2 separate regions of the Homo sapiens genome follow, and region 2 is linked to region 1. Evidence: chromatin loops called from intact Hi-C (ENCODE). Cell type or tissue: right lobe of liver. All regions are shown on one strand. Links, peaks and the distances in the headings refer to the core of each region. The heading gives the core; the rest is flanking DNA. Region 1 holds the start of LINC00641 (long intergenic non-protein coding RNA 641). Region 2 overlaps HNRNPC (heterogeneous nuclear ribonucleoprotein C).

The links. A loop is a pair of places that touch in the nucleus more often than their neighbours do. Peaks named below come from ENCODE experiments on the same cell type or tissue, not always from the same donor. Only the 100,000 strongest peaks of a DNase experiment are listed, where the experiment ranks them.
Region 2: a loop joins it to region 1, with 2.2 times the contacts of the local background. A loop is called at or near these places in 12 of 110 quality-filtered maps.

What each region holds. Positions count from the first base shown.
Region 1 is chr14:21,202,726-21,208,104 of GRCh38, reverse strand. It overlaps LINC00641 (long intergenic non-protein coding RNA 641), which reads left to right and starts at 1,205. Exons shown (of 2, transcript NR_038971.1): 1 at 1,205-1,494. In right lobe of liver, for the core only: no CTCF peak of the experiment used is centred there; no DNase peak of the experiment used is centred there.
Region 2 is chr14:21,251,738-21,257,116 of GRCh38, reverse strand. All of the region lies in intron 2 of HNRNPC (heterogeneous nuclear ribonucleoprotein C), which reads left to right. Among named protein-coding and RNA genes, the nearest start is that of HNRNPC, 15 kb to the left of the region's middle. RefSeq lists an enhancer at 1,870-2,807. In right lobe of liver, for the core only: no CTCF peak of the experiment used is centred there; no DNase peak of the experiment used is centred there; H3K27ac peaks cover 946 bases.

The DNA.
Region 1 (5,379 bases), core at 287-5,286:
AAATTGCTGCTGTCTCAGTGGGATGAGCTAACTGGAAGCTGTCAGGTGGGAATGGATGCTAAATTTGGGATTCTCAAAAGGAGGGCTCCTCTTGTATTTCACTTCTGATGTTAATATTACCCCAACATGCAAAGATTGTGTGATTAGTACCTATTACTTACGTGGTTTAAATCCTCTTTTTCAGAGGGAACCGGGTGTAATAGAAAAGGAAAATAATGTAAATGGGAACAAAAAGGTGGTAAATTGGAAGGAAATGAACAGGTGTCAAATTAGGATTGGGAAGAATGTAATAGTACAATAGACGTAACCATCATTTAAACCATAAGATAACCATGAAGTGTGAACATACGAATCTACTATAACTTGGCAGTATGTTTTATTCAAGTGTTAGGGGAAGCAAAACCCAGTGTATAATATAGAAAGTACAGAAGTAGAGCAGATGATACACTATATGCAAGTACTAGTGTTTTGAGATAACCTTGATGAAACAATGTGCTTTTGAAAGTAGTCGCAGGATAGAGAAATTGTGTATATTTAATGTGATCAGCTCAGGAACATATGCCTGGCCTGTCAGCATTGACTGACCAATTTTATTTCAGGGGAAAACCAGAAAACATACTTATTCCTACTGACAGTTGACCTTTTTATTTATTAGGGGAATTCAGCTACACTGATGTCAAATGGAGTTTCAGTTTCTGGACCCTAGTTCACATCACATTGACCAAAAAAATGCATTTCATAGGAATTTAGAAGCATCCAAGAAAAAGTACCCTGACCAGAAAACCAGTCGACAGTAGTAAACATATGATGTAGAAATGATTGACCAGTAAATGAGTTACATATAATATGTGGATTATGGTCTGAGTACCTCATTCACACTAAGAAGGAGCACTCTGTTGGAGAATTCTAGTGTTTGGAGAGAACTTGGTATAAAGTAAAAATGTAGCCAGTTGAACTGCAGAGTAAAAGAACGTAGACATACCTGACCAGACAAAAGCTTTCCAAGTGTTAGGAGACAGGAAGTAAATAAAGTAGAAAACTGCAGAATTTGTGTTTGCATTAGTAACTTTCAAGTTAAATCTCAATTTTGAAAAGCAGGGCTTCTTCATTGGAGTTAACGCCCTTTGTGAGTAGAACTACAAAGCATAGTAAGAGGAAGGGGAGAACAGTGTAAGGGGGTGAATGCAAATGACAAAGGGATTAGTAGGAAGGAGTTAGAACCCAAGATAAATGCAGATAGGAAGAGGAAAGCATGTTTGGATTGTTTTTTTCAAGTGGCACTCAGAAATAAAAGTTTGGAGAAACATGGCTCTGAAGCTCTGACAAATTTGCATTTGCAAAAATAACTCCTACAAGACTTTCAGAAGTCTAGGAAAATTGTGGCTTTTGGATTATTACATTACCAAATTTGTGGAGTTTAATAGGTTTCAACTGTCAATGTGCATTAAAATTTCCTGGGAGCAGGGGGATGGGCTTTTAAATTCTGATGTCCAGGTGTGTGCTCCAGGCCTACTAAATCTCTGGGGTTGGGACTCTTCGTTGTTTTTTAAGTTGCCATAATTCCAATTTTTGGCCCAAATTGTGAACTACTCACCAAAGGCAAAACAAAACAAAAAACCCTGTGTGATAAAGAGGGGTGAGGATTAGGAAAGGACACGGGTTTCAAGAAACGGTGGCTGGGTGGCTGGCCAATAAGTTTAGTAGAGGGATGACTGTATATGTCAGAATTAAGTGCAGTAAGAGGATGTGTGAGTGGTATGTTTTCATCAAAGAACTGAAGGCAGCTAAAAGGGCCAAGGTGTACCCTCATTAAAGTCTAGGCCCCAGAGTAAAGAAGGCACCCAAAGAGTCATCTGGTGGTTAGGGAGGGGGAAAATTCCTTGTTATCAACGCATGTTACAGTGAGCTGTTAAAGCTATAGTACTGTCAGTAACACTTCGTGGCGATGGAAGTGTTTTATGATGCATTGACCAGTATAACAACTGGTGACTTTACTGAGCCTTGAGATGTGGCTAGTGTGAAGAGTTAGATTTAAATTTTTATTTAGAGACGTGTGACGTGAGACTACTTTATTGGATAGTTAAGTGCTGTAGAATATTGAGAAGTTTCCACACAAGTACTGCTAGTGGTTACTAACTCAAACGTACATGAACAAATGTGACTCCAATATTTTGTGTGTCCTGAGTTCATTGATGTTTTCTTTCCTAGACCTTAGGCTTTAATATTGAAGATTTCCCTAGTGAGGGCGTCTTCAATGGGACGATATTGCAGGCTTAATCCATGTTGCTCACACCTTCATATAGCAGTGCCTCTTACAGAATAAACTATTGTTAAATAGGAACCCATCTTGTCAATCAGTTGCTTCATGCCCAGGGAAGAGAGTATGTTTTATAGGCTTTGTGTGCAGCCTGTTAGGCCAGCGTTTAATTGACATAGACTGTTGTTTCTCAAACAACAGTTCTATTACGTACGTATGCAAATAATTTCTGTGCTTCAAGGAGCTTCAGAGAGATTGCCTTGTTCAAAGCCCTATGGTTATTCAAATGGTAGAGCCAAAAATTTGATCTATGTTCTGACTTAACTCCATGGGCTTTGGACCTTGGCAGAGGAAATGGTGTCTTTGAACTGTAGTCTGTAGTCCTAGAAATTGAATAAACTATTTCCTAAATAGAGGTAAGAGACTAGGATCCTAGCAACTTCTCTAAGTTAACAAAAGGGGAAAAATATCCCCATACCATTTTTCTCTTCATTCTATTAATGAGGGCTAGAGTCGTTTCATAGATTGAATAGTTTCAAGAGCATATTGAGCAGTGCCTGGCTAACAGCTGAAAGTCTGCCATTTCATGCAACTTTGTTAGGCTTTAGAAGTGAAGCAGGAATATAGAGAAAATACAGCTTCTCCCACCCACAACGTGTATTTTAAACCATTTCTTCTGGCCCAGAAGACAAACTTTTCCAAATATCTTGGGAAAACCACAGTTTCTACTCTTTGGAGACAAGAGTCTCACTCTCACACCCAGGCTGGAGTGCAGTCTCAACTCACTGCAACCCCTGCTCTCAGGTTCAAGTGGTTCTCCTGCCTCAGCCTCGTGAGTAGCACTCGACACCACACCTGGCTAATTTTTTTGTGTTTTTTGTAGAGATGGGGTTTCGCGTGTTGGTCAGGCTGGTCTTGATCTCTGGCCACCTCAGCCTTCCAAAGTGCTGGTATTACAGGTGTGAGCCACTGTGTCTAGCCAAGTTTCTACTCTTGATGCCTGCCATGGACTATTACAAGCACCTGGCAGTGACATTGCACGAGTTCTAAAGAAAGACTTGGTCTTTCCCACAGGGACATTAATGTGAAAGAGGTCCAGTGACAAAGATTCAGTCACTTTTGCAGACCCTCACAAGCCACAATAATGAAGTTGCAGTGAATTTGGGACATAGCCTTCCCTCCCCAAAATTCTTGATCCAAGAATCCACCCGTCAAGTTCAATGACTCAGACTCCATTTCTAGTGTGGTCGTTGGTTAACAACTTTACTAGTTTCCATCCAGGCTTAACCTTTCTATGGACCATAATGTCTTGGTGTCTGCTGCATTTATTGTCCCTCCCTGTTTTAAGGATACTTAAGTTTTTAAAGAGGCATAAATACTTCAAAGTCCCCATTGGCCCTCCTGGGGGAAATTACCTCAAACCACAGGGTAGTCTGCTAAATAACCAGCTAGAGCTAGCTGCCAGCCCAACTTTGCCCAGATCTACAATATTATTCTCGTTACTTTAGTTTACTCATCCCCCCAAACTTAGCTTTCCCCCAGAACTTTATATCCACTCTCCATAAAAGCTTCTGTAGCACCAGCTTGGTCAGTCCCAAGGTCCCAGGTGCCACTGGGGTCTGGTTGACAAAATTGTTGGTATGGTTTGGCTGTTTCTCCACCCAAATCTCATCTGTAATTGTAATCCTCATAATCCCCGTCCCCAGGTTGAGGGAGGGACTCGGTGGGAGGTGACTGGATCATGGGGGCAGTTTCCCCCATGCTGTTCTTGTGAGAGTTCTCATGAGATCTGATGGCTTTATGAGGGGCTCTTCCCCCTTTGCGTCCTACACAAACCCTGTCTCGCCTGCTGCCACGTAAAACGTGCCTGCTTCACTTTCTGCCATGATTTTAAGTTTCCTGAGGCCTCCCCAGCCACGCAGAACTGTCAAACAAGATCCTTTATAAATTACCCAGTCTTGGGGGGGTTTTATACAGCAGTATGAAAGCAGCCTAAACAGTTGTTTTCATACGTGCTGGAAATGCTGTGATCTGCCCTGCCATTGTCCCCATCCTGGACTGACCCTCAGTATTTTTCCTTTGAGTGGTGACCCAGCTCTTTGCCTTGAGCAGCAGGAGTAGCCCTTGGTAGAATCTAGTTCCCCAGGGGAAATCAAAGCAGCTTTATCTTCTCACTGTTAGCCAAGCACCTCTGGAGACAGCCTTAGTGTTTGCTCTTTTATCCCCTCTCACCTGGGAATACAATTGCCCCTGCAACATAATGGCCCTACTGTTCCCTCACCAACTCCCCCAGCATGGGGATCAGAAATATGGCAGTACTCCTCAGTGAAGTATATGCTGCTTTGTTTTAAGCACTCACCTGAATGTGTAAGGACATCTTTCCTCAAGAGCTTCTCACTTCCTGAGGAGTCTGTAGTCTTCATTCAAATGTCTTGATGGCTCATTTTCCAGAAATCTCTGTAGGTCTTGAGAAGCATTGTCCTAGCTTTGGTTTATCTGAATAGTCCTATTTAAACTTGTCCCACACAGATAGCAGCCTCTTGCTTGCCCTTCTGTTTGTACACTTGTCTATTTTCTCTTTCTTTAAATGCCTTTTGGGTGTTAATACTTCATTGGTGGTTCCATAGCCTTGTCCCCCTCTCTTTTGCAACTTGAAGGCAATTCTCAGTTCTCTTCTTGAGCACATTCATACTTAGCAGCTTCTGAATATCCCACCCACAATTAAGGTACAATCTGGTCACATAACTTTTTCCCTAGGAAGAAATGTGCTACTCAAGACTAATAGCCAAGGTTAAGAACGTGCATACTCCTGAATCGGATGTAAATGCATTAGTCTATTTGTTCTGTTTAGAAATAAAGATGGAACATATTTTATAGCTACTGTTAGTGCCCATGTGCCTTCTAAATATCTTTTGAATAGTTTTACTTCTCTCCATCTTGACAGCTACCATGCCAATCCAAGCTTCCATCACCTTGCTCCTGGCTTACTGCAGTATCCTCCTGTCTACCCTTCATCCACTTTTATCTCTTTCCAATCACTTGTTCATACAACAGCCATATTGGGTTTTTTTCAAAACACACATATAATCAGGGCACTTCTCAACTTAAAACCATTTCTGGCA
Region 2 (5,379 bases), core at 135-5,134, 49 kb before region 1:
GTGCAAAACTGTGCTCCTGATGTTCATGCCTCAAACCAGTCTCTTGTGTACTGTTGCCTTTTTCAGTTAATGAAACAATTTTTGTGTCTCTTGGGCCAAAGATTTTGGCTAGCCATCCTTGACTTTTACTCTTCTCACCTTTGGCCTATTAGAAAATCATGTTGGCCAGGTGTGGTAGCTCAGGCCTGTAATCCCAGCACTTTGGGAGGCTGAGGGAGGCGCATCGCTTGAGCTCAGGGGTTTGAGACCGGCCTGGGCAACATGGTGAAACCCTGTCTCTTCAAAAATATACAAAAATTAGCCAGGAGTGGTGGCAAGTGTCTGTAGTCCCAGCTACTTGAGAGACAGGCATGAGAATCGCTTGAGCCCAGGAAGCAGAGGTTGCAGTGAGCCGAGATCGCACCCGCACCATTGCACTCCAGCCTGGGTGACAGAGCAAGACCCTATCACAAAAAAAAGAAAGGAAAAAATGCTGTCAGCTCTTCAAAATATACCACTACTCATACTGTCGACACTTGGTCCAATTTCAAGCCACCCTTGTCTCCTGTGCATTATTATATATAATAGGTTTGTATTTCTTTTGTCCCTCCCCACTAGTTTTGTTCTTAAAAGTGATAGCTAGATTGATCCTAAAATGTATTGTTTGAAGGATTTTTTTTTTGGGGGGGAGATGGAGTTTTGCTCTCTTTGCCCAGGCTGTAGTGCAGTGGTGCGAGCTCGGCTCACCGCAACCTCTGCCTCCCGGGTTCAAGCAGTTCTCCTGCCTCAGCCTTCCAAGTAGCTGGGATTACAGGCACCAGCCACCAAGCCCAGCTAATTTGTTTTTTATTTTTAGTAGAGACAGGGTTGCACCATGTTGGCCAGGATAGTCTCGATTTCTTGACCTTGTGATCTGCCCGTCTCTGCCTCCCCAAAGTGCTGGGATTACAGGCGTGATCCACCACGCCTGGCCATTGAAAAATGTTTTGCCTGAAAACAAACAACCTAATGGCTGCCTTTTTCAGCATTGAAGTCAAAAATTTTTCTGTGATTTACAGGGCATCCCACGTGATTTGTTGTGTCCCTTCCCTTGCTGTTAATATACTGTGCTTCAGCCACACTGGCCTTCTTAACTGTATTGAACACATTGGATATGTTTCCACTTTAGGGCTTTTCCTTGGAATTTTCTCTGACTCATACAGTTTGGTTCCTCAGTTCCTCTGAGACTTTTTACTCAGAAGCTACCCCCTTAGTGATGTGTCTTCCCTTATTTAGCGCTTTAAGCTCCCCTTCTCCTAAATACTCTTTAGCACTTATCACCAACTGTAGAATTTGTTTTTTTCTATGTAAAGACATAAGAGATATGTCCAGAAATACATATGCCAAACAATTAACATTGATTGCCTCTGGGCAAGAAGTGGGATTTAGGAGATTTGAAACTTGTGTACTATGTGCTTAAGACTATTATAATGATCAATGTGGTAGTATTTTCCTTCTAATTAAAAAGCTTAAAAATGTACATCAACTCTTGTGATTCTGTGTGGGCATAAATAGCATAGCTAGTCTGTGTAATAGGGGTTTAGTAAGCAGTGTTAATAGTTGAAGAAACTGCTTTAAAAGGTTTAGCTGTGATAGAGTCGAGTTAGCATTTGAGCACATAGACTACCGTGTTGCCTGTATCAACATTTGGGAGAGCTTGACCATTTTAAAAATATGTATTCTCTACTGAGAAAGCATGGCTATTTGTAAGAGGTAGAGTGAATTAGAGAACTTTTTTTTTATTATTTCTACCTAATCTGATTCTGACTTTACCAGTCTGAAATATTCTTCCTGTTTTCTAATTATATTGACCTATGGCTCCTGAGTTGATTTTAAAACTGAAAAAACTCCAGGAGTTCATTGAACCAGATTTAGGCTTTTCTGGCTAGTCTTGAATAACATTTAGGAGTTTAGTAGAGTACATTTTGAACAAAAATTTTCCTCCAGTCCTCTAACTAAAATAGGTATTCTGAAGAGGATAAACTATTCATAATGCATTGTCACTCCCTATATTGATCCTTTAAATAAAATCTTCACATAAGTGGGTTTTCTAGCTTCAGAGCGAGAAGAAAAGTTTTCTCATGCTATTACCCTTAAGTTTGTGGAATTCATGCTAGAGTTATGGCTATGCTGTTTAAAATGGAGTTTTTCTGGTTTTTTTTTTTGTTTTTTTTTTGAGACTAGAGTCTCGCTCTGTTGCCCAGGCTGGAGTGCAATGGCACGATCTTGGCTCACCGCAACCTCCGCCTACCGCAACCTCCGCCTCCCGGATTCAAGTGATTCTCCTGCCTCAGCTTCCCGAGTAGCTGGGATTACAGGCGCCTGCCACCACGCCTGGCTAATTTTTGTATTTTTACAAGAGACAGGGTTTCACCATGCTGGCCAGGCTGGTCTCGAACTCGCGACCTCAGGCAATCCGCCCATCTCGGCCTCCCAAAGTGCTGGGATTACAGGCGTGAGCCACCGCAGCTTGCTAAAATGGAGTTTTATTACTCCTTTGAAAAGGAATACTAGTCAAGTGACTGAAGATTGATGTGGATTTGGGAGAGGAGGTACCTCATCTTTATCTTACCTTTGATCCGAATAAAGTAATACATGCTCATAGAACATTTTTAGAAAATACAGCTATCCAAAGATAACATTTGGGGTGTTCTTCCAGGCTTTTTGGGGCTTATATAAACTTCAAAAAGCACTGTCATACAGCATATATATTTAAGTAATAATTTTAAATTTAACCTGAATAGCTTATGTTAGTAGATACAGATCTCTGAAAAATTTGTAGTAGTTACATAGTATTATATACTCTATAATACTACATGGTACATTGTATACTTGTACTATATTTTATTTTACCAATACACTGTTGTACTCGTCCCCATTTTTTCTTTTGTAAACAAAGCTTTGGACAGTCAAAACTACAGTTGTGCATATCTTTATTTTCTTACATTTAAGCCCCAGAAATATAATTATTCAAGGGTATGCACATCTTTTTTGCCGGGGAGGTGGGCAGAGTATGCACTTTTTTTTTTTTTTTTTTTGAGACGGAATCTCACTCTAGCCCAGGCTGGAGTGCAGTGGCATGGTCTCACTGCAAGCTCCCTCTCCCGGGTTCATGCCATTCTCCTGCCTCAGCCTCCTGAGTAGCTGGGACTATAGGTGCGTGCCAACACACCCAGCTAATTTTTTAATTTTTTTTTGGTAGAGACGGGGATTCACCGTGTTAGCCAGGATGGTGTCGATTTGCTGACCTCGTGATCTGCCCGCCTTAGCCTCCCAAAGTGCTGGGATTACAGGCCTGAGCCACCGCGCCTGGCCGCACATTTTAAAAAGTTCTTAAGTTTGTTCTCCAGAAGCTAATAAGTTTAGCAATTTATTGGCAGTGTTAGCGGCCACTAATACTTAATTTCTAGTTTTGTGAATTACTTTGGATCTTTTGCTTTAAGATTTGACCCTGTATTATTCTGAAGGATTTGCTAAGTTTTTAAGTTGAATAGTAAAAATGTTGATAGATTTTGAGTGAAACATTGATACAATGTTGTCTATATTTCTGTGTATAGTTTGAGATTCACATGTAATTTTTGTTTTCAGGTGCATGCACATCTTTGGTGCTATCTTTTTTTTTTTTTTTTTTTTTTTTGAGATGGAGTCTAGAGGTTGGAGTGCAGTGGCGTGATCTCTCTCACTGCAAGCTCCGCCTCCTGGGTTCACGCCATTCTACTGCCTCAGCCTCTGGAGTAGCTGGGACTACAGGCATCCAGCTAATTTTTTGTATTTTTTTTTTTTTTTAGTAGAGATGGGGTTTCACCATATTGGCCATAATGGTCTTGATCTCCTGACTTCATAATTCACCTGCCTTGGCCTCCCAAAGTGCTGGGATTACAGGCGTGAGCCACCGCGCCTGGCCAGTCTTTTTTTTTTTTTTTTTAAAGACAGAGTCTTGCTCTGTTGCCAGGCTGGAGTGCAGTGGTGCGATCCCGGCTCACTGCAACTTCCACCTCCCAGGTTCAAGCGATTCCCTTGCCTCAGTCTCCTGAGTAGCTGAGATTACAGTTACGCTCCACCACGCCCGGCTAATTTTTGTATTTTTAGTAGAGATGGGGTTTCACCATGTTGGCCAGGATGGTCTTGATCTCTTGACCTTGTGATCTGCCGGCCTCGGCCTCCCAAAGTGCTGGGATTACAGGTGTGAGCAACTGCACCCGCCTGGTGCTATCTTTTAATTGTGAAAAAATTTCACATACACAAAAGAGAATAGTATAATGAACTTCCATGTACTTGTCTCACTTTAATAATCCTTGGCCAGCCTTTTTGTTTGTATCTACATCTCCCCATCCACCCCCTTCCCATGTTATTTTGAAGCAAATTCTTGATACATTTCATCTGTAGATATTTCAGTGTGTATTTTAAAAAGAATTAGGACTTAACCACAATTATCCCACCAAAAACGTTTAATAAATTAACTATTTTAATACTAAACATATTTAGAGGCCTGGCATGGTGGCTCATGCCTGTAATGCCAGCTCTTTGGGAGGCCAAGGTGGGCACATCACTTCAGGCCAGGAGTTCGAGACCAGCCTGGCCAATGTGGTGAAACCCTGTCTCTGCTAAGAATACAAAAAAATTACCTGGGTAGGGCAGTGCATGTGTGTAATCCCAGCTACTTGGAAGTCTGAGGCAGAAGGATCCCTTGAACTCAGGAGGCAGAGGTTGCAGTGAGCCAAGATACTGCCACTGCACTCCAGCCTGGGTGATATTGTGAGACTTAAAACAAAAACAACAACAAAAAAAGACCAACAAGTCCATTTAGTATCAGAAGTACTACCCTGAGAACTGAGTAAGGCATTCCTCAATGCTGTTTTATTTCTACGGGGATAACATGGTTGGTGGGGTCTTTTTGTTTATTTGTTCTTTTGCTAACAGTCCTGTATGGAATTTTGGAAGTGTTGTTTACTAAAGGTAGGTTTTGAAATTTTCTTAGGAGTTGGGGGTCTTATGGTTATACTCATTGGTGATAAAAATCAAACCTTTTACTATTCTCAAATTTAGATATAATCTCCTGTTTTGGCTGTTTAAGAGAATACTGTAATAACTTTAAGCCAAATATCCTTGTTAAAAATTATTCTGGGCTGCTAGGTTATTATTTTGTTATACCTGTCTAAAATCTTATCCATAATTTAGAAATTTTAAAATCTCTGACAAATTTTGCATTTGACACCAAGACTCAATTTGGCAAAAAAAACTGATCTTAACTGATGTGAGATTATTTATGTTCTATGTGTGAAATTTACTGAAAATTTATATGTATTCCTGCAGAAATATTTGATGTGGTAACTGTGCTCTCCCAGATGCTACACAACAAAA